Regions from separate parts of the Mus musculus genome. Here all the other regions are linked to region 5. A link is a loop called in an ENCODE intact Hi-C map of the cell type or tissue named here. Cell type or tissue: left cerebral cortex. All regions are shown on one strand. Links, peaks and the distances in the headings refer to the core of each region. The heading gives the core; the rest is flanking DNA. Region 1 has its middle 70 kb from the start of Gm36148. Region 2 has its middle 26 kb from the start of Gm35803. Region 3 overlaps 4933402D24Rik (RIKEN cDNA 4933402D24 gene). Region 4 overlaps Gm35880 (a long non-coding RNA gene). Region 5 has its middle 11 kb from the start of Gm13749. Region 6 overlaps Dytn (dystrotelin). Region 7 holds the start of Klf7 (Kruppel-like factor 7 (ubiquitous)).

The links. Peaks named below come from ENCODE experiments on the same cell type or tissue, not always from the same donor. Only the 100,000 strongest peaks of a DNase experiment are listed, where the experiment ranks them.
Region 1: a loop joins it to region 5, with 9 times the contacts of the local background. A loop is called at or near these places in 32 of 42 quality-filtered maps.
Region 2: a loop joins it to region 5, with 2.6 times the contacts of the local background. A loop is called at or near these places in 10 of 42 quality-filtered maps.
Region 3: a loop joins it to region 5, with 2.8 times the contacts of the local background. A loop is called at or near these places in 8 of 42 quality-filtered maps.
Region 4: a loop joins it to region 5, with 2.1 times the contacts of the local background. A loop is called at or near these places in 3 of 42 quality-filtered maps.
Region 6: it touches region 5 in a loop (4-fold over the local background); 14 of 42 quality-filtered maps call a loop at or near these places.
Region 7: a loop joins it to region 5, with 4 times the contacts of the local background. A loop is called at or near these places in 17 of 42 quality-filtered maps.

What each region holds. Positions count from the first base shown.
Region 1 is chr1:64,444,257-64,448,738 of GRCm38, reverse strand. No RefSeq gene overlaps it. Among named protein-coding and RNA genes, the nearest start is that of Gm36148, 70 kb to the left of the region's middle. In left cerebral cortex, for the core only: CTCF peaks have their summits at 436 (motif pointing right) and 2,513; DNase peaks (open chromatin) are centred at 809, 1,548, 1,864, 2,499 and 1 more place; H3K27ac peaks cover 2,317 bases.
Region 2 is chr1:64,303,418-64,307,899 of GRCm38, reverse strand. No RefSeq gene overlaps it. Among named protein-coding and RNA genes, the nearest start is that of Gm35803, 26 kb to the right of the region's middle. In left cerebral cortex, for the core only: a CTCF peak has its summit at 1,963; a DNase peak (open chromatin) is centred at 2,210; H3K4me3 peaks cover 218 bases; H3K27ac peaks cover 905 bases.
Region 3 is chr1:63,761,461-63,765,942 of GRCm38, reverse strand. All of the region lies in intron 2 of 4933402D24Rik (RIKEN cDNA 4933402D24 gene), which reads left to right. Among named protein-coding and RNA genes, the nearest start is that of 4933402D24Rik, 5.6 kb to the left of the region's middle. In left cerebral cortex, for the core only: a CTCF peak has its summit at 2,630; DNase peaks (open chromatin) are centred at 417, 1,442, 1,876 and 2,569; H3K27ac peaks cover 1,550 bases.
Region 4 is chr1:64,217,800-64,222,281 of GRCm38, reverse strand. All of the region lies in intron 1 of Gm35880 (a long non-coding RNA gene), which reads right to left. Among named protein-coding and RNA genes, the nearest start is that of Gm39654, 36 kb to the left of the region's middle. In left cerebral cortex, for the core only: no CTCF peak of the experiment used is centred there; DNase peaks (open chromatin) are centred at 562, 1,627 and 2,186; H3K27ac peaks cover 318 bases.
Region 5 is chr1:63,951,457-63,955,938 of GRCm38, reverse strand. No RefSeq gene overlaps it. Among named protein-coding and RNA genes, the nearest start is that of Gm13749, 11 kb to the left of the region's middle. In left cerebral cortex, for the core only: a CTCF peak has its summit at 2,289 (motif pointing left); DNase peaks (open chromatin) are centred at 2,265 and 3,885; H3K4me3 peaks cover 322 bases; H3K27ac peaks cover 221 bases.
Region 6 is chr1:63,666,869-63,671,350 of GRCm38, reverse strand. The region is part of intron 6 of Dytn (dystrotelin); the gene reads left to right. Among named protein-coding and RNA genes, the nearest start is that of Dytn, 18 kb to the left of the region's middle. In left cerebral cortex, for the core only: a CTCF peak has its summit at 2,349 (motif pointing left); DNase peaks (open chromatin) are centred at 2,361 and 3,009; H3K4me3 peaks cover 866 bases; H3K27ac peaks cover 285 bases.
Region 7 is chr1:64,119,645-64,124,126 of GRCm38, reverse strand. Klf7 (Kruppel-like factor 7 (ubiquitous)) reads left to right here and starts at 2,738. Exons shown (of 4, transcript NM_033563.2): 1 at 2,738-3,227. The coding sequence starts at 3,126. It overlaps Gm35880 (a long non-coding RNA gene), which reads right to left and starts at 2,560. Exons shown (of 3, transcript XR_373464.4): 1 at 2,456-2,560. In left cerebral cortex, for the core only: CTCF peaks have their summits at 2,051 and 2,254; DNase peaks (open chromatin) are centred at 2,766, 3,066, 3,438, 4,098 and 2 more places; H3K4me3 peaks cover 2,762 bases; H3K27ac peaks cover 3,040 bases.

The DNA of each region.
Region 1 (4,482 bases), core at 195-4,194, 490 kb before region 5:
GAAGTGGTTGGTTTTTTTAATCAACAACCACAGACCGTTACGTTTACCTAACTGTTTATGAACTGGTCTTGCGTTTACTTCACATGTACAAATGCTTTTCCTTGGAACGGAAGACAGTCACTTCTGCCAGATCCTGTTCATTTGAGAGTTCTTCTGAGCTTATCGCCATGGGAAAAACATTTCTTCCTCCAAGGATCTGAGTTCTGAAAGTTCAGGGGCCCAGTAATGCCATGATTTAATATCCAGTAATTTCTTCTGCCCTCCTGTAAAACCTATGTAAAATGGTAAATCCTAAATCCGTATTGAAACGTAAAGATGGTGTTGTGCTATGTGCATATTTTCCTTTGTGTGCTTATGCTACACAAAATGGATGCAATATTCTATGAAATACTTTTGGAAAACGAGATTTTAAACAAAATCATGCTATTAGAAGGTTGACCACGAGAGGGCAGCATTGTCTACACAAATCTGAATCACAGGCCAATGCCAAGGTTGTATGGCTTAGCCACCATTTGGTTTCAAATACGTGGGAAAAAAAATATTAGCAGCAGCATTATTTATGCTTACATTTGCATTCTTTTCAATAAGGAACTTAGGTCTCTAGGTCTGGCTCACCATTAGGACAAGTCTAATTCTGTCTATATAACAACATCTATTTTCCTCCCCCACTGTGTTTTTTTCTCTTTTCCAAGCAAGCTTCTTTCATATTCTGCAGACAATGTCTGTAGCTTTATTATTTGTTTTAAGAATATGATAACGCTCTTTTATGATCCAGCCATATGTGTGTGTGTCTGTGTGTGAGTGCACGCACACTCATGGATGAGGGTGTAGGTGTTATGCACATAGAAGTCAATCTTGGGTGTTGTTTGACATTTCCCACCTTGGCATCTGTCTGTCTGTCTATACATGTATGTATGTGGTATATATGTATCTGTATATATGTCTATCTATCTTTCATCTACCTATGTATGTATGTATGTATGTATGTATGTAAGTTCTCTAGCACTAAGACTGTAAACAAGGTCCTTGTTTTTTCTTTTTCAATGTTCTTGATTTCTTTTTTACTTAGTCACTTTACATCCTGCTCACTGCCTTAGTCCCTCCTCGTACAATCCTTTCCCCCTTCTCCTCTGAGCAGTGAGTAAGGCCCCTGGGTATCCCCACCACCCTGGAACTTAAAGTCTCTGTGAGGCTAGGCACTTCCTCTCCCACTGAGGTGGCCCAGCCAGAAGAATATATCCCACACACAGGCAACAGCTTTTGGGATATGAACCACTCAACAAAGAACATACAGGGGCTGGACCTACACCTCCCTGTACATATGTAGCAGATGTGTAGCTTGGTCTTCATAAAGGTTCCTGCTTTTTATATGGGTTCTGGAGGTTGAATTCTGGCATTCTTGCTTGTCTCTCTGGTAAGCAATTTCCCAGTCTGAGCTGTCTCCCCAGGTGAAGCCCTTAGGCAGTCCAGTGCAGTGGACAGATGCAGGCCGGTGGCTGGCTGCCTTCTGAGGTAAGGCAGGTGTTACTACACTGCTCTTCTTTAGGGAACAGGAAGCAATACCAGCATTTACTTCATATGGTTCTTAGTGGGCCTGCTGTCTAGAAAGTGCACAATATAAATATTGCAGGGAGAGTGCTTTTCTTAAATTGAGAGGTAGACATTTAAAAATCTGGAGAACTTATATAAAAGCCTAACTTATATAAAAGTCACATGGCCAGTTTCTTTATTCACATTACTTGTCTGGTCCCTAGGGCCAGTTCTAGGCTCTTCTTCCCTTCCCCACTGGCTCCTCCCCATCTGAAGCCAAGGACAGTGAAGCCTGAGAGGTGGTGCGCAAGAACAGCTGTGGGTAGAAGTCAGCTGAACTCTTCCCCACCGCAAACTGTATAACAGGACTGACCGCTCTGGGTCCTAAGGACTCTGCAGATTCTCTTATCTGAGCAACGCAAAGCCCTTGGTACCACATTTTAATCTAATTTGTTTCTTTTGTCAGATTTCATCTTCAGGGAGAAGTCTTTGAGGGGCCGGGAGGGGCCATGTCCTATGGGACATTTGGTTTCATTCATTCCTAGGTGGCAGGTTGAAAGGGCAGGGCTGTTAAACTGTGAAGGACAGCTGCAGCCTGATGGGCAACAGGGGAAGGCCCTGGGGATCTCTCTCTCTCTCTCCCTCCCTCCCTCCCTCCCCCCTCCCTCCCTCCCTCCCTCCCTCCCTCCCTCCCTCCCTCCCTCCCTCCCTCCCTCCCTCCCTTTCCTCCTTTCTTAGCTCTGTCTGTCTTCCTATCCAGATACGTGAAGGCTTTTCTTATTTTCATTTTCAATCTAGAGAAGAAATCCGATTTCTGAGAAGGGTTCCAAATGTTATTTCCTCCTCACAGTAGGAGTCTCAGGAGAAAGCTTTGTGCCTAAGGGAGCCAGGAGAGCTTCGAAGCTTTCACCCACGTCTGGTGTTACCAAAGGAGGCTTGGATCGAGGGCTGCAGAGGCTGCGCTTGTTCCAAGTGCTCTCGTGGGGGCAGCAGCCGCTCAGAATGGCGCGGCCCTGTCACTGCCTATCTGCTCATTGAGAGGCAGAGCACATCAGAGGGCCTCTGCGAGGACACTTTGCAGACTATAAATCGGGGATGGAGGAGAGGCTTAATTAAATCAGTCCTGAGGTCACAGGAAGGGAAAGCCCCCTTCTCCCTCCCAGACTTGACCTGTTTCACGTAGCGTGGCAGCCAGAGAACCTCAAAATGTGTTAGCAGGAGTAATGTAAATGTGCTCAGAGGAGCCGGTTCCCAGCCCCATTGTAAGGAGAGAAATCCCATCTAGTCTGCAGACAAGGGAAGATTCTGACCTTCCAATTTAATCCTGTGAACTAAAACCAGAAGAAGACAGCCAGCGAGGCCAAATCGCTGTGTCGGATTGTGATGTTTTAGTACAGGCTTTCTTAAAACATCTTATTTCTAAAGATTCTTGTTATTTGAAGGGACTCTGGGCGGTGTGAGTGAATCCTCCGCCAGAACTGGGTGCAAAGGGTAAGCCATTGGCTGACACCTGTTTATGAGCGAGGCAGCCAGTTAGGACCTAGGGTCTCAAACAGGGTACCAGCCAAGAGGAGCCTGTCAGAAAGGAAAACATGGCTGCCAAGGACGAAGGGAACAGGCTATCGTGGCCTCTGGGCCTTCAGCCCGCTGTGCTGTGCAGGAAGGCTTGGCACACATCAATGGGTCTGCTCTAGTCTTCTCTCCGTGGCTCATGAGTTTGGGGAGTCACTGAGCACACCATGTCTGTCTGTCAACTGCCACTTCGGGTCACCCCTCTCTCTCTAGCCCTCCCCAAGTGTAAAGATAGGATGAGGTGACAGGAGGAAAGCCAGCAGAACATAAATATGGAGACGTCGTCCTTGGATGTGTGATCTTGGCTACATTTGGGACAAACAAACTAGAAGTACCTTTAACTTAGCCCAGCTGGTGTCCATGGTCCTTGAAACTGCAAGAGTGGCTGTATGGCCCACCCTAGGGCACATGGTCCCATGCGTGTCACCAGGTGACAGGAGTCTAGGCCTCTGAATCATCACCCAACCCACCATGTCCATAACTTATGGATCGCCTTCACTTTTCATTCATAATTTTCCTGTGATGCTCTATCCAGCAATTCACCCATACCAATACCATTAGTCTGTCACGTCTGTTAGCGAGATCCATTCTTAACTTAGCATGATACAGTGTGTGTGTGTGTGTGTGTGTGTGTGTGTGTGTGTGTGTGAGAGAGAGAGTAGTGAGTGTGTATGAGTATGTGTGATTGTGTCTGTATGAGAGTGTGTGAATATATGTGAGAGTGTGTGAGTATATGTGAGAGTGTGTGTGTGATTTTTTTCCCCCTTTCTGGAACTTGATGTATTTTCACTGTTCTCCAGTTTCCTTCAAATCAAAGAGGGCCAGAAAGACTAGGCAGTCGAACCATTCCCTCCTCCTTCTAGGAAGGTAGATCAGGGCAGGGAGAGGCTTTATGAAGGAATTAGAGAGGGGAGGGGAGGGGAGGTAAGGTAGAGGACAGAGTGGGGAGGTGAGGAAGGAGGCAGGAGAGAAGGAGAGGGAAAAGTAGGGAGGGAGGGAGAGAGAGAGAGAGCCCTCCCCCACCAATGCTAACACATTAATTGAGCCTGTGCAGATAGTGTGCACACAGTACAAGTGCCCCAGTCTTCTGGGACACCCAGTGCAGGCGTCACTGAGCTCTGACCTTACTCAAGCTTTGGCCCATTTCCATTTCCTGAAGTTCTTTTCTTCCTTAATAAACTCTCTCAGTTTCTATCCTCATCCGTGTATCCCTGATCCAACTCCTTTATCCAGGACACAGGGACCTTGGAAGTCCCAGCAGGTGCTGTCCGGATACCAATACACACCTGAAGCAGCTGTCTTTATCACTATGATGTCTCTAATGGACAGCAAACACGTGAGCAGGTTAGGAGTGGAGAAAGGTGTGTCCTAGGGGCCCTT
Region 2 (4,482 bases), core at 223-4,222, 350 kb before region 5:
TGAGTGAGCAGGCTCGTGGTCCAGTCACAGATATATTAGCTCAGTCTCCTGTAGCTACGTCCTGAATCTTTTCTAGAGTTTCTGTAATCTGATTTTCAGTGTTGAGGCTTTAAACAATTACAGTTTTTTTGCTTGTTTATTTAAGTAAGTGGAGCTATTTGGTGTAAGAGGGAAGTCTAAATCCCTCATAGATTTTAGCATTAAAATAAATCCATTCATCAGGAGGCAGAGGCAGGCAGATTTCTGAGTTCGAGGCCAGCCTGGTCTACAAAGTGAGTTCCAGGACAGCCAGGACTATACAGAGAAACCCTGTCTGGGAAAAAAAAAATTCATTCATTGTTGTTTTGTGAAAACACTAAAATGGAAAGGTATGGTTTGAGAAGTCAGAGAAATCAAGATCCAGCTTTCTATTTCTTTAGTTTTCTCACACTCCTGAAGTCACTGAACTTTGATACTTTTGTCAAAGGGAACAGAAATAATACTGCTTGTTTAGTATCAGGATTCTCCAGCGCACACCATAAGACAGGGGGAAAGCGTTGCCAGCTATAAAACCATCTATAGAACGGGGCACACATGCTTCTCAAGAGCGCATGCTCCAAGGCATTTACTATTTTCCTTTTATTTATGTTTTATATCTGCATTAAATGTACACTTCCAGTTTCTGTTATTTGATAAAAATAAGTCCTACAGCTATTCCTTGGGCCAGTTCTTCCTGCTCATAGTTTAAGCTTCTGTCAGCAGAGAAGCAGCAGTCTCTGCAATTAGTTGATGCTGATTCTAGTGGCTTCCAAGAAAAGACTTGTTGGATTTGGGGACTTATTCTAATAATCTGAGAATCTTTGCCTTTTTATGTTGAATTCTCCCATTTAATTAAAATATAACTGTCCTAATTATTCAAATTATATCTCTCAACAAATGTTTTTAATCTTTTACTACATTTGCCTTTAGTTTGTATGTATTTTTGCTTCTTAATACTTCATTAGCTTTTCTTTGGCATTTTATTATCTACCTTGGCTTTGCTGTAATATACAAATACTATTGGGTTTTTTTTTTTACGTATTTTTCTTATTTCAAGCCATTTTATCACTTTGTTAGTAAAATGTTTTAGTTCATAATTTTAGTTTTCTCAGAGGTATACTTGTGTGATTTTCAAGTACTTGGGAACTTTTGTTTACAGAGTTTATCCCCTGTGCTTCTCAACTTACTGATTCAGAACTCAACTTACTGATTCTAGAACAATAACTGTCCACAACGACTTTTTAGTTTGATTCCTACACGTGAATGTTTAGCCATTAAGCCAAGTCTTTATTTTTATCCATCTTTATCATAATGAGTGGGCATCCTTCAATAACTAGTGAAACATTTCCTATATGTTTAGGGAACAATGTTGATTTCTTCAGGTATTGTCCCTGTTACCATCACAGAGGCCCATGACTGTCGAATCAGTGAATACTTTGTGAATGGTTTTGTCTTGGAAGTCAGTCGGTGACACCATGCATTCTAACACCCGAGGGCCAAGATAGTGGGTCAACGAAGAAACAGTTGTAATAGTGGCAATCCCTTTGGGCATATTCTCCTGCAGAGCTTTGAACCACCATTTAAAGTAATGGTAGCGGACACACTAGTTGATAAAACTAAGGATAGAGGACATTGAAGACGGCAGCATGGTATATAGGAGTAAAAAGCCGTGCCTTACTCTGAAACTGGAAGTTAGAAAATTGTCAAAGATGGTGGGTTTCTATGGTCACCTCCTGGCTCTCAATCCCCATGTCACAGGTTCCCACTCAGAGCCTGCACAGAAAAAGAAAAAAAAAAAAAAAGAAAAAAAAGAAAAAAAACCCCAACTTTGGACCAAAGGCTGAGAGTGAAATTTCAGGGTCACAGGACTTGCATTTTGAGATGCCAAACCCAGAAATACCCCGTAAAATGAAGACGGATGCACTGAAGAACACCAGTGTCTACACTAGGGGCTCGCTGCCTTGCAGCTGCCCAGTTGACCTTTCACCAGGGTGTTTAAATGGGGGGAAAAAAAGAGCAGCGCTTTCCTCTTCCTCGGGCAGCTCAGAATAGCTGCTTCCTTTCGTATAAACAAGTCGTATCTCTGGGAATTTCTAAAGCTGAATAGTGTCTGCTCAGAAGCCATGACTCATGACTCACGCTGTTTCCTGGCAGGCTTCACAAATGCAAAAACACCTCTCCGAGCAAAGACTCTGACAAGAGTGGTCACATGAAGCCGCAGAGTCCTTCATTTTAAACACAGGAAAACAAGAGTCGAGGGAAACTGCCAGTACTCTTCTTGGGAAGCAGGCCTCATCAGGCAGAAAGTTCCCCCATTGGCTCAGCTGGTGTCGTGGCTGTCCCCCCATTGGCTCAGCTGGCTTCTGTGGCTGTCAGGCAGGCCCACTTGGAACCTTGTCCAGGCCTGTGGCTTTAGACCCTCCATCACTGTCTGCCCTCTATGTTTGGAACTTACCGAGCTCAGCTTCCCCTGGATTCTGAGGGGTAAAGGTTGTCTGAGGTGGGGCTCCCCAGGGAAATTACCAAGGGGTCACAGTGCTGGAGCTTGGGACCTTCTTCTTTGCTTCTGGCAGGAACTCTGAAGCAAAACAGTCTTCTTGCTGCAATTTCTCTTCCTCTAGGCTTCTCCTCCCAGATCCCATCTGGTCCCCTCTTTAGGGCCACTTAACTTTTCTCTTGTTTCCAAACAGTCAAGAAACAAAGAGGAAAACTGCTTATTGGCTTCTCTTAGTTCAAGAGTATAACAACCTCTGTGTGTGTGTGTGTGTGTGTGTGTGTGTGTGTGTGTGTGTGTGTGTTTGGGGGGGGTCTCTGTTTATGTGTTTATATGGTCTCTGAGTGTGGTTTCTCTCTCTCTCTCTCTCTCTCTCTCTCTCTCTCTCTCTCTCTCTCTCTCTCTCTCTCGTTTCTTTGCTTATGCATTTGTGTGGTCTGTATGCGTCTTCTCTGTTTATGTGTATGTGTTTATAAGGTCCCCTACACCTGTGTGTAATTGAGTATATGAACAACAGGGCAAAGTCTCTGCTTTCATGTTGAAAGAAAAAGATTGAAAACCTATAGGCAAACAAGGACATTGCTTTATTTACACCTATCTCTTAGCTTTCTACAGATAACAGTACAAAAGACTGGTTTGCATACAGCTCTGTGATTGGGGTGTAGTTTAACCCCTTGGTCCACAGTGCAGCTGGGTATCAGTTCTACTAGAACCAGAATACTAGCACTGGAGATAATGGGATATAAGTGCCAGGTCAGCTGATATATCAGATGATAAATATTTCACATTTCCCAGTCATTACGACCTGAACGTTTTCAGCATCAGGTTGCTTCAAAACAAAACAGTCACACAAAGCTGGAACTAAGGCTGGGATCAGGTTGGAACCAAGTCTTGTTCTCGGTTGACTCTGCCAGAGAACTGGTCTGGGGGAGGAGGACAGGATACAGAGGGAACAGGAGAGGGCAGAGCTTGCAGGGGACTCTGAGTTTATTGCACTGGCAGGATTTACTGGTTTCATTTCACCCTCAGATCGCTATGGTGGCCCACTGGAGACTTGGAGTGCAACACTGAAGATTTTCATTGTAAGAGTTTCATGTGCCCGGAGCACATGGACCCAGACAGTCGGTTACTCCTTTGGTGACTGGTGGGAAGTGGGGGTGGTGATCTTTGTTACAGACCTCATGGCTTAGAAGATGAAGGCAGTCCCTTTGTGACTTAGAAAATACCAGGTTATGTTGAAATACCTGTCACAGGGCTGTCTGTGCATCGTGTGTATTCTGTCTGCACAAAGCCTGTGCAACTGGGGTGAATAAACAAACGCTATGGAATAGTTGATGACTTGACTTATAAAGAGCAAAGATGGGTTACTTGTCAACATCTGGGGGATGAGTGCAATCTCAAATAGTATGATTTTAGGTAAAATTTATTCCATAAATAGTTTTTTTTCTTAAATAAAATAAAGCCATTTCCTATATGTCAACTTTGGGCTGGTGAGATGGCTCAGCTGGTAAGAGCACTGACTGCTCTTCCAGAAGGTCCTGAGTTCAAATCCCAGCAACCACATGGTGGCTCACAACCATCCATAATAAGACCTGATGCCCTCTTCTGGTTTATCTGAAGACAGCTACAGTGTACTTAGATATAATAATAAATAAATCTTTGGGCTGGAGTGAGAGGGGCCAGAGCAAGATAAATAAATAAATAAATAAATAAATAAATAAATAAATAAATAGTCAACTTCACCATATTGCATATTTTACATAATTTTTAAAGTTTGAGTTCAGAGTATGCATTTTTGTAACTGTACTCCCTTTATTAAAAAATAGATTTTTACAAATTGTATTTTTTGTTTGTTTGTTTGTTTTTCTTTGAGACGGAGTTTCTCTGTGTAGCCCTGGCTGTCCTGGTATTCTGTAGACCAGGCTGGCCTCAAAGTCACAGAAATCCACCTGCCTCTACCTCCCTAGTGC
Region 3 (4,482 bases), core at 140-4,139, 190 kb after region 5:
AGTTTGTGGGGAGGGGGCTGTCAGTCTCCTCTACTAGCTTGTCCATCTTTCCTTTTCTCTTTTCTTCCTAACCCATTCACTGTGCTGCCTCTGGCACCCAGACCAGGATAAATAGGGACAAGGGCAAGGTCTATAAACTGGTGATCTTGTAATCCTTTGAAGATGTTTTTTTTTTTTTTAAGTAAGATGACCAGATGCTGGCTCTGGCATATCCTTGTACTTTTGGGGGGACTCTTGAAGAGATATTTCCTTTCCTCAGTTTGTTCTATAACTGCAGCTCTCACACTACCCATGTTCCTAACTGAACCCCTAAATGTGTTCTTGGGCTTAAAAGATTCCATATGGTTTCCTTTGCAAACTGGCAGGAAGTCCTATAGGGCAGGTGCCTTTCAGCATCACTCTGACTTGCTAGTTTCCTCATTAGTCACTTACTCCACAGAAAGTATCTCCCTGTCATCTGCTCCCTGGAGCAGAAAGGAAGCCTGAAGCCTCTCATAGTGTCTGCTTTTATACTACCACCAAGAGTAACTACAGACATCCAGACCAGGTTTCTCTCGTGCCTACCTTCTAAAAGGCCACCAACATCGGTCCACATCAAGTTGTGAAAGCAATTCTAAATGCAGTCTTCTGAGTGTCAACATGAATTATGATTTTAGTTCACTTGACTTCACAAGTCTAAGACACCAGCTATGTTCTCAATGAGTGGGCATACCTGACCCTTCCTCTCTCACTGGGTTTCTAGAGTAACATGTTCTCTGCAAGATACAGATGATTTTTTTCTTGAGAATATTCCAACTTTCTACTTGGTGAAAAAAAATCATAGGATTAACATTCTTCTCTCTCATAATCTTAGACAATTTAGAGAGATAAATGTATGGCCTTATACCCATACATAAATATGGATGTTTTAGCTTTATTAGAATATATATATTTCACATATAAAAGCTTATATCCATGATAGTATTTTTTAGTACTCAAGCCAAATATTATCCCTTTAGATAGTATGGCTCTTCTAGTAAAGTAAATGTGATCCTTCAAATCTTGTCAATGGCACAGAATACTTTTTTTAATTCATGCATTCTTATGAAATGAATGCAGAGTTTATTGGATGAAGAGAGAGAAGATGGATAGGTAAACAGATAGACAGAGATGGGCTTACTTTCTAATTCTTCTAAATGCTACATGGTGACCTTGGGAAATGTCATTTAACCTTCCGGTCTCTTAGTTTTCTCAGTTATAGACACACAATTGTCCCATGGCTTGCTGTGAGAAATGGATGAGATTACTTTCCAGCGCTACGTTATACTGCAAGGAGGTATCAGTGAGATGGGGCAGGGGATCTGTAGCTCTGCTATTGCTTTCAACATTTGTCACAGGCTCCATTTTACCACATGCAGATCAGACACTGGAAGATTATGCCCCAGTTTCCTGCGGGCAATAGTCCAAATAGGAGAATCAAAATAGCTGTGCAACCATCAAAATCTGTCCCAGAATTCCCCCCCACCCACCCACTGAAGCCGATAACGATGACTACATCATAGGGTCGTTGTGAGAATCAAATCTCTTAATGTAGTGCAGTGCCTACTACAGAGACAGCGGTATCCAACATATACAATGATTAGATTCATTAGTGCCCTGTAAATTCCCAGTGTAAAATACAACAGGGTTACTTCCCCCTTCGATGCCTAGGTTCTGTCATTTTTGAATAAGCTTAGTTGCTATGGTTACCTCCCAAAGACACAACGCTGGAAAAACGTGTTGGAAGATGGGGATTGATGGCAGAAGGCTTTAGTGGACGACACAAAGCAACTTCAGCAGTGGAGACGTTTTAATACATGTGAGCAGTCTCCCTTGGAAACCAAACTCACATTTTGCCAAAATGGAAATGAACCCCAGAAGTGCAGCCTCAGGAACTCTGTGCATGGCCTCTAGACGAGACCCAGACCCCAGATCTCAAGAAGAGACCCAGACCCAAGATCTCAAGAACAGCATCTCTGGCCCTGACCCAACCCCAGAGCACCTCAGTTTCCTCTCCCAGGATCTGACAGTCACAAAGATGTAAGTTGTTAGACAGCCTTCATCAGATGCTATTACTTCTGTGTCGAAGGAAAACAAGGTGGCCAGCAATCAAGTTCAGAAAGAAGTGGGCAGAGCAAAGAAACATACACCATTTGGTGTTTATGCACTAAATAATAATGGGCAATTCCTGCTAAATTCACTAGCAGCCATTGATGTGTGTTCTGGGGGCAGGCAGAGGTCTCACTTCCTCTCAGCCCTGTTCACTGAGCAGAGTGATGTTAACAGCCCAAGCCGAACCCTCCCCTCGGTGTTGCTTATAAATGGGTTTTCATCTATGAAATCAGCCACAGCTCCAGCCACTCTCAGTGAGTGAACAAAAGCTGGCCTGACCCTGCTTCCTGTTTCCAACACAAGCAAACCCAAGGCCCTAAGAGGCCTGGCAGACCCAGGGTATTGTATAGCCAGTCCTACTGAAAAGACTCTTTCTGCCTGGTCATTTTTTCCCAGACATTCCAGGGAGCTGTCCTGCTCTTATTTGAAATTCTAACCAGAAGAAAGTCACCCCTGAAAATACCAGGTGCCCCAATTTTCTTTTCACGATGATTCAGCACCACCTAGGGGACACTGCCATTCATTTCTTGTCTTTTCTGTCTCCAGCTCCTTGTAAAGTACTTCTGTCCTCCTGACTCTTGCCCTATGAGAAAGCCAGAGGAGCTCCTCTGCACATGCTTCTCAGACTTCAGCCTAAGTTCAGCTGGAAATTGTGGGCAATTAGCTTACTGCTCAGTGATCACTGCTGAGAGCTGTGGGTCATATCCATAACTGAGCCACAGGGAATTTGCCTTCCTATTATAAGGAGCACCGGATGCTTAGCATCAACTGTAGGGCATGGCATAGAAATGTACTTATAATATGCATACTGGTCTTTCAGATTGGCTTTTAGCATCCCAATTTTACAGAAGAAATTTAAGGTTATGGAAAGTAGAGAGACTTCCCCAGACTTCAAGTCATGGAAGACTTAGTCTTCACTATAAAATGATTTGTTGATATGCTACTATCAGTTGAGTCTTCATAGCAGTGGGCAGCTCACTTAGGTGAGTTATTATCATTCAAACAGATCACTCTAAAGCCTGTTGTGCCATTCTAATAGCAAATACTCAAAACATACATCTAGGTTGAGGGCACTGCTGTAGGAGCTGTCTGTGAGCTGTAAAACAACACTTCATTACTTGAGCAGCAAGTTGCAGGTTAATTGAAAATATGATGCTATTCCATGATGCTGTGCATGATCATCTTGCAGGTCTGTGATCGTAATCAGTAGGATGGCTTGGGAAATACTGGTATAGTGCTGTGAACTTAAGGTTGGGAGAGGAAGTCAGAACTTGGCTATCCTTTCCCCCTAAATGTTATCTCTTAAGAAAACTACTTAAATCCCTTATCAATGTTCCTAATCTATGGAATTAATATAAAAATTATCAGTAACCACCAAATAAATGCAGCAAGATAAATGAGATCACACTGTAAAATGCTAGTACAGAACCTGGCACATCATTGGCACCTAATAAATGACCATTAAGTTATTTAACTTAATTATTCACTCGGTTCATCATTGACCTTGGCCCGACATGGCTTTCTGCTATTTCTAAAAAGGAAATTGATGGTGAGCAGACTTGGTTACATAAACTGTGCTTTGGTAATATACACTTCATTGAAAACTAAACAACAAAGTTCCTTAGGAAAGGAGGATGATAAAGGATAAATAATCTTTGGATTAGGAGAGCTTCTAGAAATGAGAAATTAAACAATGAAAAAGTTTGTCCTTCCAGACAGCAAATCTCTGGGGTTGGAGCACACACAAGGATATAGTATGTAAACAAAACCTAAGCATCCATCCACAGATGAAGGTATAGCCCAAATACACTGTTTACATACAAGAGAATATCTATTACTGTACTTTAGAAATTCCGACACATCAAAAGGAAAAGGGAAAGTTTCCTGTGAGTCTTCTTTTGAGAGTATTTAATTTATAGGGGTTGGGAGCATGGCTCCGTAGTAGAACACTCATGTGGCATGAAGCATAAAGTCCTAAGTCAGTATGCAGTACTGAAAAAAAAAAAGTACAGATAAAAATTAAATGAGGGTGTGAGGTGGAATCTCCGGATCATTTTGATTTGCATTTCCCTGATGGCTAAGCATGCTGAACATTTCTTAGGTGCTTCTTAGCCATTTGAGATTGCTCAGTTGAGAGCTGTTTAGCTCTGGACCCCAATTTTAATAGGGTTATTTGGTTCTCTAGAATCTAATTTCTTGAGATTTTTGTATATTTGATATTAGCCCTCTATTGGATGTAGGGATGGTAAAGACCTTTTCCCAATGTGTAGGTTGCCATTTTGTCCTATTCACAGTGTCCTTTGCCTTACATAAGCTTTCAATTTTATGAGATCCGATTTGTCAATTCTTGAT
Region 4 (4,482 bases), core at 224-4,223, 270 kb before region 5:
CACCCGACCACAAATGATAGAAAACTGTACTGTGCTAAATTCAAGAAAGGCATATGTTTGCCTGTCCATCAACTCGGCTGCCAGGGTTGAACATGATGTTTATAATGGCTCAGTGAATGTCTGAGCTATGTGATGGAGTGGTAGCTTTGTTGATCATGGCAGAGCTTGGCTTACCTTCTCTACACTTTTCATTTAAAGTTTTTTAAATTACACTTAATTGTGTGGGTGGGTGGGTGGGTGGGTGGGTGTGTGGTGTACCATGGGGTATATGTAGAGGTCAGAGGACAACTTGCAAAAGTCAGTTTTCTCCTTTTACCACATGGGACTGGGAATGGAACTTAGGTTATCAAGCTTAGCAGCAAGCATCTTTACCCTCTGAGCCCTATCTCAGTCTGTGAAGTGCTAAGTGTTAAAACTGGTACAGAGAGAAGGATGTAGTCTCAGGACCGGAGGATGAGCCTTCTGAGATGCTGTGTGACTCTATTGTTTGGATAGTCTGTCCTCACCTTCCACTGTGGTTACCCTGCTTGGATTCACACTCCTGTACGTCTCTTGCCCAGGTGTCTGAGGCAGCTCTAGGCAGGTAGTCTTGATTCTAACCGTATCTATCCAGCATCTCTCCTTCCTGCTAATAACAGGCCATCTGGGCAGTAGACTTTGCCATCTTTCTGCCTCCATTGCCCAGAAATTGCAGCTCCAGGCTCCAAAGAAAAGGCTACAAGGGATGCCCATATCCTGTCCAAATCTTAGCCTGCTTTTTCCCTTCTCCACCTAGAGCTCAGCATCCTCCCTCTCTGCCTTACAGATTCTTTTTTTTTTTTTTAACTCACTTTGTAGACCAGGCTGGCCTCGAACTCAGAAATCCGCCTGCCTCTGCCTCCCGAGTGCTGGGATTAAAGGGGTGTGCCACCACGCCCAGCCTGCCTTACAGATTCAACACCAGAGAAGCACTCCTGCTGTCCCTGTGTGAGTTGGGCTTCTTTCACCGTGAGGCCTTCCTCTGTGCTGTCTCCTTGACCAGATGATCCCCAATCATAACCCTAGTTCTTTGTTCATCCAGTGGGACTCATTCACCATATCTCTCCTTTTCTGTATTTCTCCCGTGTGGCTTACTATTTTCCCGAATGTTCAGCATTGTGAGGCCTTGGTCAGGAAGAAAGGGTATGTGGCTATTACATACATTGGTCTCCTCACCACGCAATGAGTACTTCGAACAAGAGTACCTGGGTTTGTTGTTGCTGTTGTTTTGCCCCTAGAATCTTGAACAATATCAGACTGAAGAAGAAAACCAGCAAGTAGCTAAATATGTAGCTTTTATGCAGCTTCTAGCAGCAAGGCACCTGTGTGCTAGGTGTTTGGGAAAATATCTAGTGCCAGGCTATTCAAAGAGAAAAATCTGTCTAGGAAGTATGGCAATGAATACATGAGTGAATTTTTATTTTCCATTGAGCGTATGATCCAGAATTATGCAAATAATTAATTTTGGGGAACCTTATGCTAACAGCAGGCTGCCACCTGACAGTATAAAGTCATGGCAGGTTGCTTTTCTTGGCTGCCACCACTAAGAGGCCTGAGGCTTTCTTGTGGCTATGGCCTTGGGAGCAGAGACCTCCCTTTTCAGAGTTCTTTGCCTTGTGTTCTGTTGCTATGGCAACAACCCACTTTCATCCTGGACATGCTGCATGGGAGAAGGGAATCCTTTACTACAATGGCATAAATAGAAAGGGTTATTTTATTTTATTTTTAAGTTGACAAGGTTGATCAGAAACACATTATGCTAGAAACAAAGATTTGAATTTAGTGGTAAGATAGTTACATGTTTCTGACAGCATTAACAGGATGAATTAGCTGGAAGAATAGAAGATTCTGTTACCTTTTGTTTAAATGTCTATCTGTGTGCCTGTTGGGGTTCTATTTTTAATGCAAAACTATTTTTGTCATCTTGAGGTATGTTTCTGATTGGTTTTAAGTCCATCCATCGTATCAAAGGAAGGAGCAAATGTCTATAGTAAGCATGCAGTGTGTGCAAGACTGAGATGAACAAAGAGATACACCTGCCCAGCAGTGTGACTGATCTGCTCTCAAACCTGCAAGGGGGCTGTGTGGATATATCGTTAGGTATGACTCAAATTCCACTTTTGGAATAGAATCAGCTTGAACTAAGATAGATTGGAATTTTCAACACTTTCAGATACTCATTCGAGTACGAGACAATGGGTGTAGCACATGGCTCGTTCACTGTTCATTGACTGCAGAAGCCTGCCTTTGTGGTAGCACAACCTCTTCTGCCCTTTCTCCAGTACAGCAGTCTCTTTCCATTTCCAACAGGCACTGCTTGATCCATACTGAGCTTCTTTGTCTCTTGACCTAGGTATCTTCCCATCCTTAACACAATGGAGACTCTGGCTTATCTAACAAGAGGCTACGTGCCATATTTCAGCATACACAGACATGATTTGCACCCCCCTTCTTCTTCCAGATGCTTGGGTTCCCCTCTGATCAGATACATCTTGCAACTCAGGGCCATTTGTCTTCTTTTGGAGGAGCCAAAGAAGGCTCTTATTTATTCTCTTACAACCAGCTACACCCTCACATGGAGATACATGCTGTTTGAGAACATTATTACCTGGGGTGGAAATAGAAATTCTGTTCTGGGGGTATGTGAAAGAGATGCTGCTCAAAGGACAAAGAAGGTGGCCAGCTGACCCTCTCTTCCTGCCCAGGTTGCTCTTGGCATGAATGTCACTTGGGTGGGAAGGCTGCTCTAGGTGTTTCTGTGCTGAGTGAGGACACTCAAGGGTCACATTCCTTAGACATGTTGTGTTACTGATGTTTGCAGCTTTGTCTCCTCTACTTCTTGGTTAAAATGGAATCTTGTATCACAATTTCTACTCAAGAGCCACATGTCCCATAGAATTTTGATGCAAATGTTCTTCCTTCCCTCCCTCCCTCCTTCCCTTCCTCTCTCTATTCCTCTCTCTCTCTCTTTTCCTTTTTGGCACGTGCTGGCAGCAAAATTTTAGTGTCTCAAACACTGAAAACACCTAGGGAGGTGGCCCACCATGGCTGATATAGTTCTATTAGAAATCTATTTTGTCTTTTGAATACAGAAAAGGAAACTACCAAAGTTGATATTGGTGGCTGCCCTTCTGGGACACTGGCTGCCTGAATTTGCTAGGGACAACTACACCAAAGGTCCCATAGATTGAGTGGCTTGCACAACAGAGGATGGAAAGCTAAGATTGATGTCATACTCCTGGGCCATTACTTTTGAGGCTACTCCATGCCTTTCTCCCAGATGCCAGTAGTTTGCAGGGAGCCGTGTTCCTCAGTTTCTATGTCATTTCTCTGATCACTACCTTCACGTTCTGCCTCTCTCTCTCTCTTTCTCTGGATATTCTCTGAATAACATGATTTCCCTACGGGTTTCATTCTAACTCGATCACCTCTGTAAAGGAATGGTCTAACAGGAGCCCATTCCAAGAAGCAAGCACTGAAGCATATATTATTCTGGAGCGAGGAGAACACAATTCAACTCATTATGCTGTGTTTGGAGGTGAATCCTGAAATGGCTTCCAGGGCTACCAGGTTGGACAATGGGATGTGCTGTTGTTTTGCTAGCAATAGAGCCATTTTGGAGTAAGTTTACTAGTTATTGAAATTGTGAACCACATGCTTGCTCATTAACAATCTCTGCTTTGTCTTGTGGCCTTTGAGAGGGACACAAGTATCTGCTCACTTCTTCCCATGCTGTGACTACCATTTAGTCCAGCATGGCCCATCTCACAGCTGGATGACTAAAATCGCTTCAAAATGGTGTTCCCTCTGCTACTCCCGTTACTCTCCTTCCTGATGGCATTCAGAGCCATACCAATCAGATTTGGTGGTCAGGCCCACTCCTTTGCTTTAATTTCTCTAAGAACTCTCCATTGCACTGAGACTATGACAGAAGCTCCTCACTCTGGCTCTCCTTGGCCCATAGTGGTCAGACTCAAGCCTTTTTCCTTCCTCCTACACACATGAAGCCCTCCATGCCATTCTTGACTGCCTCTAGCTACACAGTTCTTCTTTCAGATGCCTGCTTGAATTATCCCCTCGTTATTTAGGTCTCAGCGCAATCTCTGCTATTTCAGACTGTCTCTGGCTATTCAGTGTTAAGCCAACTCCCCACTCCACATTCATTTCCTATCTTGTCTTCCTGATTAACTTTAATCTTATCATTTATCACTGCCTGCTTTCTTTTTATTTATTCATTACCTTTTCCTCCCACTAGAAAAGAGCTGTATAATTTCCAGGTACGCTGTTCTTTTTGTCCAGTTGATATGTTCAGAGTTTAAAACAACCTTCTGCAATCTAAGCATCAACAAATGTTTATTTTTGAATGAAGAAATGTATGAATGAAGAATCTGTGATTAAGACAATTGAAAGGCTTACAGAGAGATGCATGCTGTGAGTCACACATGGGTGTTCCACCAGCGTTTC
Region 5 (4,482 bases), core at 306-4,305:
GGATGAATGTGTCTGTCGCATTGGTCTGGGTTGTTGTCCTCCTGCTCTGTCTGTGTATTGTCTAAGATGCCTGCCTATGCCATGCATGCTTTCTTTTGTGACCTATTATCTATCAGTTTATCTTGTTCATCGGACCTTGTTACCACACCACAACGTTCAAGGGTTTGCCCAATCATTTTCTTCCATAATTTGTATTGTAGTATTTCTGATCATTATTCTTTTAAGTGTTCTGAATGTTCTGTGGAGTCTTCATGTTCTACCTGCCTTCTGTGACAGGTATGTTCACCTGTCTGGGAATGTTCTACTCCCCCTTAGTTGATTGTTGGTAGGCCTTTTGAACTGCTATGAACCCCATTCTACCACCACGTTCTATATTTGCTAAGTTGTTTCTCGTGCTTTGCAAACTGAGTGCACCTTCCTTCTTACCCAGAATGCAGTCTGATTTCCACTAAGAAAGATCGGCCTCTTGATAGAAGAATATCACCTAGTCCTCAAAACCAATTTTCTTCTCTTAATTGCATGTTAATCTGCTTTGTTTTCTGACTTTAAAAACATTTTCCTGGTAGGTATGGCAACCTACTGGTAGTTCTCACATTTGAAATGTGGAGATGGACTCTGTGGTGCCCGATAGTTAGCCAAATTAGCCATAGAGGTGAGCTCTGGGCTCAACTGAGAAACCCTGCCTCAGTAAATAAGGTGTAGCATTTGAGGAACGCTCCCAGCATCCACCTTGTCCCTCTACATGGACCCACATGTAAAATAAAACAACAGATGCCAATAGAAAGATGGCATCTTTCAAACGCTATGGGTACAGCATACAAATGATACTTTGTGCATTGTAAATTGGATTATTCTTAGAACTAGATATGGGTGTGTGGTAGGGAGAGCTTTCCAGATGACCTCTTCAGAGAGCACAGAACAAGTTTCCCATCGGAGAGGGTGAGAGAAGACAGAACTCAATTAGAACAATGCAGCCTCTGGATATGTTTGAGGACGGGTAGAGAAAGGCTGAGCTTAGAGAAAGTACCCAAGGAGCTGAAGGGGTCTGCAACCCTATAGGAGGAACAACAATATGAACTAACCAGTACCCACAGAGCTCATGTCTCTAGCTGCATATGTAGCAGAAGATGGTCTAGTTGGCCATCATTGGGAAGAGAGGTCCTTGGTCTTACGAAGATCATATGTCCCAGTATAGGGGAATGCCAGGGCCAGGAAGCAGGAGTGGGTGGGTTGGGGAGCAGGGTGGGGGGAGGGTATAGGAGACTTTGGGGATAGCATTTGAAATGTAAATGAAGAAAACATCTAATAAAAATAAAAAATAATAAAAAAAGAAAGGCTGAGCTCGCTTTCTTCAAATACTAATTCGCTGTGTAGATTTCCCAAGCAACTCATCTAATAGACCTCATTGTTCTGTCACACAAGGGTCTCAGACAAGTTTCAAAGAGCTATAAGTAAACAAATTCACAAACACAAGAGACTTGAGAAAAGGAAGTCAACCCCCCTCACTATGAACACATCCAGGAAGCTAAATGGAGACACTGAATGGTCATCTCAGTGCCCTTGACTCTGATCCTATCAGGTCCACTCATTCTTACCGCTGTACTTGTGAAAAACAGAACCTCTGCCAACAGACTAAAGCTGGGGAAAGTCCTCTCCTACAGTCCTTGGTCTGCTTTCTCTGGTTTGGTCCTGAGATGTCACAGGCACTGGGAACCACAGGGTCAGGCAAAGCTCTTTCTTCTCTCATCACCCCGCCCCCACCCCCACCCAACACACACGCCTCTCAGGAGGAGACAGGTTCACCATGCTCTTCACCCCTCCTGACAAGGAGACATCTCATTTATAAAGGAAGGATGCTTGGCCTCTGAATTGGGGTAATGGAATATTTCTTGTAAACCTGGAATTAAGATGCAGACAAAACAAGAGTCCTTCAGCTTCCTTTTATTGGTCCTCAGAGGTGAGCCTGGAACAGTCGTAAATATGTATCAGGGTGGCCCCTGGCTCTTCAGTATTGAAACTCCACTCACAACAAAGCCAAGTGTCCCTGATTTGCCCCCCCCCCCCGCCCCCGCCGAGCCTCCTCCCACTTTTGCCTTGTGTCCCCCCCATGCTTCCATCTCCCTACCCTGGTTGCGGTGACTTTGAAACTGGTAAAAAGCTTCCCGAGGTGACACGCACAGCTGTGTGGGCTGGAATGCATTATAATGCTATGTCTCAATTACAATATTCTTTGGGTGATACGGGAGGCAGGCCCAGCCTGCCTTAGAGCGCACTGCCACCTCCTGGAAAACACCTGCTTCGTGCCGCCTCGAATACCACCAACCAGAAAACATGGCCTCTCCTGTCTTTAGAAGCAAAGATCTGGGTGTACAGAGCCATCTTCTCCAGCCCCCTTTAAACTGGAACACAGCAATCCCTCGAGGAGATGGAAAGGTGTTGCATTGCCATCTTAATTAAAAATAAGTAACTAGGTCGGGGAGGCCACTGGTGTGGGGAGTTGTTATCATTATGTTTGCCTTCTGCTCCCGAGGCGGGTAACAGGCGCCACTTACAGTAATGAGTACCTGGCACCAATAGGATTCTACCCTTGGGATCTCCGGAAGAGGCGCCAACCTTATTTACACAAGGAAGGACTGGGTAGAGGACACAGGGCAGAAGCTGTGTGCACAGGCAGAGAGCTCCAAAGTGGAGAGAACCTTGAGTCCACTGGTCTTTAGAGCAATTATGTACGGAGTCCACCTTACGGTGGGAGTGTTGGGATAAACAAAGATCTGTTTTCAGAAAGAAGCGAATAGATAGGCATCAAAGGTTTCTGTTTGAACTCACAGACTCACAAGGCCAGCCGTCATTTCTGAAGAACAGCTTTAAGAATTATGGAGGGTGACACGCTTGAATTGGCTCAACAGAATGGGTGCATTTGCGAAGTTCTTAGACTGGTCAGCATGAAAAACAGTGGGGTGACAGATTTCTCTATCAACATCGTTCCTTGGAAGTAGCAATAGCAAAAAAATGATTTCTTACATAAAGCCAAAACATTCTTACTTACTGAATCAAACTCAGCTAATTAGGCAAATTGCTTAAATTCAACTAGTGTCCCTTTGAGTGGAACGGAAGGTTATAGATCCTTTGAAAAAAGATAAAAACCCGAAAATTATTCTTTCTCTAGAGAAATGCATTCACATTTCCCCTATTATTTAAAATGGCGGGCTGGCGAGATGGCTCAGCAGGTAAAAGTGTTTGCTGCCAAGCCTGGTGTTCCGGAAGTTTAATCCTTGGAATCCATGTAGTAGGGGAGAATCAGCTTCCACAGGCTGCCATCTGATCTCCACATACATGCTGCGACATGTGTGTCATGCTAGCCCACACTGCAACCTTATCCAAACTGTAATGACATTTAATTAAAGATGCCCTTTACCGTTATCATTCTTTGCAAGCCTGGGTTTAGCTCTGGGGTCTCTTGGTTGTATGGCTTTGGGTGGAAGAGGCCAGGGGAAGGGATATTTGCAAATAAGAGTAGAGCTCTACTTTTGATAGCACCCAAGAGTGGCCAGGGCGTTTCTGTGACTCTTTCCTGGCCTCATATTAAAGCAGTTACATTTTCATCCTTTAGAAACCCTGGATTTTGTCAGAGGCGCACATCTGAAAAGCTCTGATAACACCTGGCTTCCGCCTGGCTGCAGACAAACAAAGCAAAGCAGGGCCTAGCGGTGGCACCTGTTTGGATGTGTCCTTTGTCTCCATCCCTGGAGAGAAACCCTAATGAAAGCTTTTTTGAGGGGGAGCACAGCTTTCCTCCCTCATGGCAGGAGGACCAGAGGCAGCTTATTCTGACAGTGTAGTGGAGATAGCTCACAGCTCTCCCAGGAAACTCTAGGAATGATAAAAACGTATGAGATGAATTGCAAGGTCTACATTAAAATAGCAGTCAAGTGCAGGCACTGGGGATTTGTTCCAGGATTGAACCCGTTCCTCGCCGACCCAGCTTCCTAACATATGTCTTTTCTCGCTTTTGGTTCTTTGAGCCTTTATCATCAATTCCTGGAAGGAAGCCTTTTGTCTTCCCCAGATAATCTGTTGAAAAAGTCCACGGGGTCATGCAGATATTTCCTGGTTTGAGCTTCTGAAGAAACAGTAGTCCCCCTTCGGCTTCCCTTCCTCCTCAGCCACTACACAGTGTCCTTGAGACTAACTTATTTTTGTCTCTTTACTAGAAAATGAAGGACATGTTAGTCTCAAATTCACATGGTATTTTTACTCTCTCTCTCTCTCTCTCTCTCTCTCTCACACACACACACACACACACACACACACACACAGCATTTTATCTTCCAAGATGTTGATATTGATACACACCAAATGATTTAAGATTCAAAGCCACTTTGGAGTCCTAACTGGGGAGAAGGGTCTTGCCATAATGTGTTTGACTTTAGATGACGGAGACAGTGATCTCCTGAAAGAATGAAGACACCTCGATACCATGCT
Region 6 (4,482 bases), core at 119-4,118, 280 kb after region 5:
GACACACCTTCTAATTCTTCCTAAACAGTTCCACCAACTGAAAACTAAGTATTCAAACATGAGTTTATAGGGGTCATTCTCATTCAAACCACCACAGTGGCTGTTCCAATCTTTGAAGTCTAGCTTTGTCTGGGAATATCCACTAACAGTAAACCTGTATAGAATATCTAGGCAGACTTGTTGTTATGGTCCTTAAGTCTATGAATTCCATAGCCATTTTATTGCTGGGAGGTGTCTTAAGCCTAGGACCATTGCAGCCAGCACAAATGTAAATTGAAATTCCAGCCTTACCTTCTAAGGACTGCCTATGACTGAGAGTTAGTTACTCAAAACCTAAAGTTGCTATCTCCAGCCAGAAATAATACAGGCTGGAATGGGAGTCCATCTCACAGGGCCTAGAGCCTCTCAACTATAGCAGATTTTGTTCATAGGCACGCCCCTAATGCCGGGGCCTTTGAAGCTGCCTAGTGCTGAGTCTTACTGAGACCAATTCAGTCCTATAGACCAATAGAAATGTCTACATCTACCTCCTTCTCTTACCCCAACCAAATGTTCTCTAGATACTGATCTACCACAGGTTAGTGAAAGAGTGACACTGGCTGTGTAAAGCTGCCACCCTGCCTTCTTCAGTGGGTGAGGGGAGTGGTATATGCACATGTATATGTGCCATTGAGTGTGTACATAGAGAAGATTGGGGAGGACATCAAGTGAGAGTTTGATTATAAGAATTTGGGTACCTTACCAATAGCTACGCCACACACACACATACACACACACATACACTCACACACACACACACACACACACACACACACACACACACAACGTCTCTTTCTCTTCCATCAATCATTAATTGCATGTACACCAAGAGGAGCAGAGCCCCATGACAGGGTACTGACAGACTTGATTTTGTATAGCCTTTGTGCAGGAGACCAGAGCTGCTCTGAGATTGAAGACAACAGCCACATAATGTCCAGAAATCAGTATTCTGTCTTTCTCCCCATTCCCTCCAGCTCTTATGTTCTTTCTGATGCTCCCTGAGCCTTGAGGAGGAGGTAATAAAGATGTCCCCTTTATGGCCAGGCACTCAACAGCCATTTGTTTTCTGCACTTTGACCAGCTATGGGTCTCTGCAGTGACTGCCAACCATTGCAAACAGAAGCTTGTCTGCCTGGAGTTGACAGCAGGTTTTAAATTTTTTAGTAAGGTTAAAATGTTGCTGGCAGTGAGTGTTGGGGGCAGGGGTCTCAGGAGCAATAGAGAGGCATAAATGTTCTCACCCCAGAGACAAGATTCAGCTCTGAGACAAAGGAATTAGAAAATAGTTTTAATTCAGGAGCAAGATGTCGACAGAGTCTTGTCTTATGGAAAAGCTCAATAAGACAGAAATAATTCATCAACTATGGTGGATAAGGGGAAGAATTTCCAGGATTAGTCTGTGTGCTCCCAACATAGAGTCTACTCCTTTTCTGTTCCTGTGAGGAGTGTTCAAATGTGCCATAGATACATAGTGGGAAATGTCAATTATGAAAACCTAATTGTACAGAAATGTTAAAACAAGCAAAGGACACTTAGCATACATCTTGACATTGGTCCCAACTGGTTTCACAAACATCCTGGCTTTTTTGTTTGTTTGGTTTTTTTTTCTCTTGTTACTGGACTCTAAAGTTCATATTGCTTACTATTTTAAAAGAGAGAGACAGAGAAACAGGGAAAAAGATAGAGGTAGAGAGACAAGGAAAGACAGAGAGATTGTTAGAAAGAAACAGATTCAAAGCCAGCTTTGAGGAAAGCTGAGGAGATTCTCTGACTCAAATCTGCCTCATTGGTTTAGTGTGGTTTTATGGAGGACAGAGAGAATGTCCAGAGAGGCAGTGGGCAGAGGTCCATGCTCTGGGCAGGGTCTTCATCATTCAGATATATGCCTGCTTCCCTCGTCTCTGCTGGGAATCACACAATGAATTTGGCTATCTTGCAGCTAGTGAATGAGAACCTCTAAAGTCTTCTTTTCAGCCGAAAGGAAGGAAAGAAAGAAAGAAAGAAAGAAAGAAAGAGAGAGAGAGAGAGAGAGAGAGAGAGAGAGAGAGGGAGAGAGAGAGAGAGAGAGAGAGAGAGAGAGAGAGAGAGGGAGAGAGAGAGAGAGAGAGAGAGGGAGGAAGAAAGAAAGAAAGAAAGAAAGAAAGAAAGAAAGAAAGAGAGAGAGAGAGAGAGAGAGAGAGAGAGAGAGAGAGAGAAAGAGAGAGAGAGAGAGAGAGAGAAAGAAAGAGTGTGCTGGTGAGCTCTTTATCAACATGACACAACTGGATTCGTTGGAGAGAACATTAATTGAGGAAATGTCTCCATCTGGTGGTGTATCTGTAGGGCTTCTTCTTAATTAACGATTAATATGAAAGAGCCCACTGTAGATGTCACCACACATGGGCACGTGGTCCTGGATTGAATAAGAAAGCAGGCAGATCAAGCCATGGGCAACAATCCAGTAAGCAGTGGTCCTTTATGGTTCCCACCTCTGTTTCTGTCTGAGTTCCTGCCCTGATTTCCCTCAACAGAAGACGGTGAACAGGGGGACCTGTAAGCCAAATAAACCTGCCTTTCACAAGACGTCTTTGAGTGTGGTGCTTATCACAGCAAAAGGAAAGCAAACTAATATTATACGGGGCAGTTTTCATGATGTCCTGATTTAATGCAGCTCTGCCTAATCATCAGCTTCTAGCTGCTATGCGATTTGCTTTGCTCTCTGCTATACAACATGACTCAAAATATGCCAGGTGAAGGTATTAATACTTTAATGCCCTTCCAGTGCTTGCAACAGCACATAGATCCTACTGCAGTTTTTCTGCTGTCTGAGGCATGTCTCAGGCAACCACCATTGCAGACGTTCATCCTTAACAACGTCATGTCTCAGAACGCAAGCAAGTAGAAAGCCAGAAGAGGCTTAATCTGCTCATCCACTTGTTCCACCAGACTTGATAACAGTAGCCAGTTTCAAAGTGGATTTGATAGAAGGACCTGGGTAGAGGGGCATTTTCTCTCTCTCCTCTAGAAGTCTTTGTGACTTTCCGACTGCCACTCATGGCTTCAAGTTAGCTCTAGTCTCAAAGGATTTTAAAAATCCGCTGGTTTCAAATTCAATCAAGGTCGATGAGCTGCTGAGCTGCTGGCTCCCACTGCCCCTCCCTCCTCCGACCATGCAGTGCCCGGCTTCTGAGAGGGCCAGTGGGAAGCAGCTTTGTGATTTGCATAGCAAATTATCATCCCATTGGCTTCCATTATGAGATCCAAGACAGATTCCAATAGAAAATTCCAGTCCTGGCAATGTGATTCAAATCATCCCTTAGGAATGCTAATTATCGTTCAGAATGCCATCCTGCCTGTGCCAGTGTACCACCTAGTTACATTTAATTCTTCTCCATAGAACACCTGCAAGAAATTAGCCAAATAGGTAATTCATCCACAGAAGAAGATCTTTATGTAGATATTTAAAGGGGAAGCATCAGGTTAAATTCCACTACAGTAGGAATCCCAACTACAGTGTCAGGATCACAAGCTGACACTCTCACTCAGTCTTTGAGCACTCATGTTTTACATACGAATTGAGACTCTCTGTCTCATTAGGGGTAAGGACACCAGAGTAAGAAGGTTGGGTCAGCAATGCTCTTAATGAGTGGCCCAGTTCGTTCATCAGAACTCAGAGGGCAAAAGATGGGAAATGAGTCTGCTGCTGCTGCTGCTGCTGCTGCTGCTGCTGCTGCTGCTGCTGTTGTGGTTTTTGACTAAATAACATTGGGAGTAGATGCTTATGCTCTACTGGTGACAGGGTTATTAACAATTTAAAATACAAGCCATCTTGTTACGAGTAAGCAAATGTTTGTTGACTTTTGTCTGGCTAATTGTCAGCAAAGTGGTTCTAAGTGCCACTTTCCTGATTAGGAGGGTGTTTATCTGAGTTGATGGACTCCGCAGGGGGTCTCTGCAATTACTTCTGAGATTGCAGGCAGTGTGCCTGGCTGCCTGTGCTGGGCAAGACGTCAGATGTGAAACTGGGACTCCTGTCCAAATGGGAATAAATGAAGGTGACGGGTGCACACAGATGTGCACACAGAGCCAAATGCGTCGCCATCTTGGAAATCACGAGAGGTTCTTAGTCCCTTAGTTAATACCCCTGTGGTGACTGTGGCTGACCACAAGAAAGCACGACAATCGAGCCACTGGATTATCTACAAAATCATGAAAAATCAATAAATAGAATCTAACAAATTTTGTCCCCTTAACGAAGAGGGAGAACGTCTAGAGAGATACCCCAATCTCACAATAAACTTGCTTTTTTTTTTTTAATCTTGAGCAAAATGCTATCTCTCAGTGATTCCTTGATCTATTTAGTTTATAAAAAAACATTTTAATTAACAAAAATTATATGTATGGAAGATATTAAGTGCAGTTTTGTGTGCATGTGTCTATTCCCGGGACTCTCGAGATGGGGAG
Region 7 (4,482 bases), core at 302-4,301, 170 kb before region 5:
AAATTCTTAAATGTCCTATAAAACTTTGAAACAGACCTCCAAATGTAATTTGTAAGATTTACTTTGTAAAATGTCATTGAATGGTTTTTGTTGTTGTTGTTGTTGTTGTTGTTGATTGTTTGTTGTTTGTGTGTTTTGTAGCCTGGGTGCTTGAAAGTTACATGGGGCAGTCTTCCAACCCACTGGAGCAATTTCTATAAACACATATTAACTTAAAACCAAAGCCTCAAGGTTTTGCCATGCAGAGCCTCATGCAGAAGCCTTATATATCAGACACTCCTGGACTTGAAGCACGGTCTGGCCACTTCCTGCTTATCTGAGCATCATTAATTTGTATACTAAGCTTGGGGATACTCATCCCTTAAGGTGAGAATCCCTATGCTGGTGTCCTGCTGGGTGAAAGGATACATGACGCATAAAAACGTCTGTGTACATAGAGCAGAATGTGTGAGAAATATTTGCCAAAATCTTCAAACTCAAAAGTTAAGATATACTTTGATCAAAAATAGCAATAAGCCGAGTTTGGTGGAACCCACACTCAGGAGCGAGAGGCAGGTCTACAAAATTGAGTTCCAGGACAGGTCAGGGCTAAATAGGGCTCACACAAAACAAGACAACAAAATGCAAACCAACTAAATAAAAATAGCAATAGTATAAATATAAAACACAAAAATTAATTCCCTTGAGCCTTAAACAGTAAATTATGTGATCTCGCCTTGATGTTTACCTATTGTATCCAAGGTTGCTTTTTTCTTTTCTTTTTTCTTATTACTCATAAATACATCTACGTTAGGACCTCTCAGTGGATTTCTGCCCAAGCCCTACAACCAGATCGTGTTGGGGGAAGAGTGGACAGGGTGAGACCTAACAAATTATTGCAAGGTTTCGCTATCTTATTTTCTTCTAGACTCTGGCCTGTTCTCTATGGAGACTATAAGTTCAGGTGCTATTTAATTTCTTTGCTTAAAGTCTGGGGACAGTGGACAACAACATTTAATGCCTCCTAACAGTGACATACTACCCTAGGCGTATTTTGTTTCTTCTAACAAGAGTGGCAGATATTTGAATTCTTGTTCCTGGGAAGCCCAGGCCTTTACTGCCATTTGCTCAAGTCATGGAGCTGATCGGAGGCAGCACATTGTAAGCAAGGCATCAATTATGCAAAGAATTTTGTTTCTTTGACCAACAAGAATGTCAGGCACTAAAGGGCAAATAAACCGGCTTTTCTCCAATCTTAGTAATTAATTTCCTCTGGGGGAAATGGGTGATCTTTTGTTTTATGAAACAAATGTAATGTTCTTATCAATAGAAAGGAATGATATGGAGTCGATTAAATTGTATTTCTCCCATTGAAGGTATAAGGACGTTTCTCGTGTCTAAGTACTGAATTCTGTAGTTATTCTAAAGGAGTCCAGCTTTCGGTGTATTTTGGAGAAGGCACACGAGCCATTTAAGGTCAAGCAAACAAATGGGCAACTCTTAACCACGTGCATTGCACAGGTTTCCATTTCTGAGCTTGCAGAATCTTGAGATCTTTAGAGCCCTGCTCCATACCTGCTCCATGAAGTTACTGGATAAACCTCTTGTAAGGATCTGCTAGCTAACTGCTCCCCGCTCCAGCCTGCACCCTAATTCGACCCACGCTCCCCCTATTCTCTTTCATGCACACGCTTAGATGCTGGACACCAGACTCCTGGCCAGGTTTTAGGCTCAGTTCAGAGGAAAAGGAGGGCGGTAGGCGATCGGCGGCGCGCACGGAGGCGCGCGGGCCGGGGCGGGGACAGCGTGCAGCGTCGGGGGCGGGCGCAAGCTAGTCTCCGTGCAGCTCGCCTTTGTTCTCTGCCATTGTGAGGCACTTCCTCTCTGGCACTTCATTTCGGCACCCTGTGGGGAATTCGGAACTGGCTTTTGGGCTTTAGTCTGGGGTACGTGACGCTGTCCTGAGCCTGGGCTCTCCCTTGCTACCCTTCTTCCCCATGCTTGGCGGAAGGCCGAGTGCAAAGAGCTCCTTGCCCCCGACCGCTGCGCCGCCGCTCTACCGGCTGCTCCCGCAGGAGGCATCTTAACCCAGGACCGGGACCGCACCTCCCGATCGGCCACCGCGGCAACCCGTCCCCTCGGATCTGCACTGGGTACGGGCGCCGGCGGCTCGGGCGAGCCCTGCAGCGAGGGTCGGAGGCCAGCGCGCAGCCCGAACCCGGCCGCCTAGGCGTCCCAGGAGCCAGCGCAAGTGTCGCAGCAACACTCCCTGGCGCTCAAGCTCCCCGGCCGCCTGGCGGACTCCTCTACCCCTTTATATAGCCCTCTAAAAATAGCTTGCCTCGTACCGCCTTGTAAGGCAGCAGGGAGATCCGCAGCGCGCCAATCGGCGGCTGCCGTCGGGGCCAGGCCCCGCCCCATGGTCCTCTCCGAGTGCCGCATTGGTCCTCAGTGACTTCATGAGCCCCCTGTTTACCTTACATGGTCACACGCGGCCTAATGGACGCCCTCCTCCGAGATCCCACGGCTGCGCGCAAAACGGGGCGGAGGGAGGGAGTTTGGGGAGGGGGAAGAGCAGGAGGAGGAGACAAGGGGGGGGGACTACAAACTAGCGAGGATGGGGTGGGGGGTGGGGAGGGAAGGGAAGGGGTGGGGGGGGAGAGAAGCGATCGCGAGAAAAAAAATGCAACCTCCCAAAATAAAGAGCAAAGATTGCATTAGGAGCGAACAGCGCTGCAGATATAGATGGCAGCTTCGTGTCAGTGAGTTTGCGTTCCCCTTCCTGATCCACGCGCTGGAGTGATTAGAGCCCTGGAAGGGAATTGTTACTCCCGTGAAGTCCCCTTTTCCTGGCAGTCATCTGCACTGTACACGCTGGATCCCTCTCTCCGATCCACCCCACTCACTCGCTCCTCTCTCACCTCCTCTCTCACCTCCTCTCTCTCCCTCCTCTCTCACCTCCTCTCTCCCTCTCTCCTGCATTGATTTTTTTTCTCTCCTTTTTTTAGTTGACTGAAACAAAACAAAACAAAAGGGCCACTGGATGTCTGCCTTCTTGGGGGGTGAGCCAGACAGACTGACAAACAAACAGACCCAGCTGAGCTCGGGGGAGGGTTTCTCCTCCGGTTTTGCCCGGCAGCAGCAGCATGGACGTGTTGGCTAGTTATAGTATATTCCAGGAGCTACAACTTGTCCACGACACCGGCTACTTCTCAGCTTTGCCATCCCTGGAGGAGACCTGGCAGCAGGTGAATGATTTAAATTACTTGTGTAAATCGTGTGGCGGCGGCGGAGACGCAGGGGCTGCGTTTGGTGTGGGCTTTGAGTTGAAATTTTTTTAATTAATTTTTTCTTTTTATTTATTTATTTATTTTTTGGCTGTGTGTTGTTTAAAATGTTTTGTGAAACAATCATATGCGCTTACCTCTCCACCCACCCCTAGCCCCTTAGTGTGTTGAGCTGAGCCGGTCCTAGCTGCCTGCATTTCTGTCACCAACACACATCCTTGCGCACACGTTGTCGGCTCGCTGTCCCCTAGCAGAGAATTGCTGGCGAACTTCTCGGGTTTGGAGGAGCCGGGTGGGAAGGTGGTCGAGCAATGGTTGACAGGATACCACGTTCCTAGATGCAGGAGTTCTGACCTTAGTACTTAAATCAGCTTTATCCATTTCAACTGGTCCTGAAGACCGTCAAGGGGGGTGGGGGGAAGCACGGAGTGTTTTTCCCAGTAATTTACTGAGTGTCAATAAAGAATAGGAGCTTGATTTTTAGATACAAGGTGAGCTGTACGAAGAGAAGCCAGGTGACAAAAGATGCTTAAGGATATGTACAAGGAAGATGAGAAGATATGTCTCTCTTAGGCTGACAATGTATTGTATGGTTTCTCTAGCTAATGCCTCCAGAGAGAGCAGCCTGTACTGTGTCCTTGCTTTTTGTTTGTTTGTTTGGGGTGCCTCTCAGGTTAGCACCACCTTGGACAAAGGGTGGTGTGTGCTTCCTTGCTTCCCTACTTTGTCTTAGAGGACTAGTTAAGAAAACTCCTAGGATGCTAAAGGGTACCGGTGCCAAGTTCTCTTGGCATCTCCGGGAGGTTGAAGCCTGACTGGGGACAAGTTCACTGGGCTTTGTGAAGTGGAATAAAGAAAGTGCTGGTCAGTGGAAAGTGCTGGGTCTGCTACGGAAACAGTGGTTTTTCCAGCCGCGATTAGGAGGTGCTGAGGGGGACATTCTGCAGGAAAGATGGTGGTGGGTGGGGGCGGGGCGGCTGGGGATAGGGACACCACGGGTGTTTAAAAACTCTACAGTGTGCACCGTGGAAAGTCCAGGAAGACAGTCTGGATTTGCACGTTCAGAGTGTGAATTTGTACAGTCCATCCTGGAGAGAGAGAGAGAGAGAGAGAGAGAGAGAGAGAGAGAGAGAGAGAGAGAGAGAGAGAGAGAGAGAGAGAGAGAGAGAAACCTTGCCCTTGGGGAGGGCCCTGGGATCCTTGGTGTGTGGCTGCT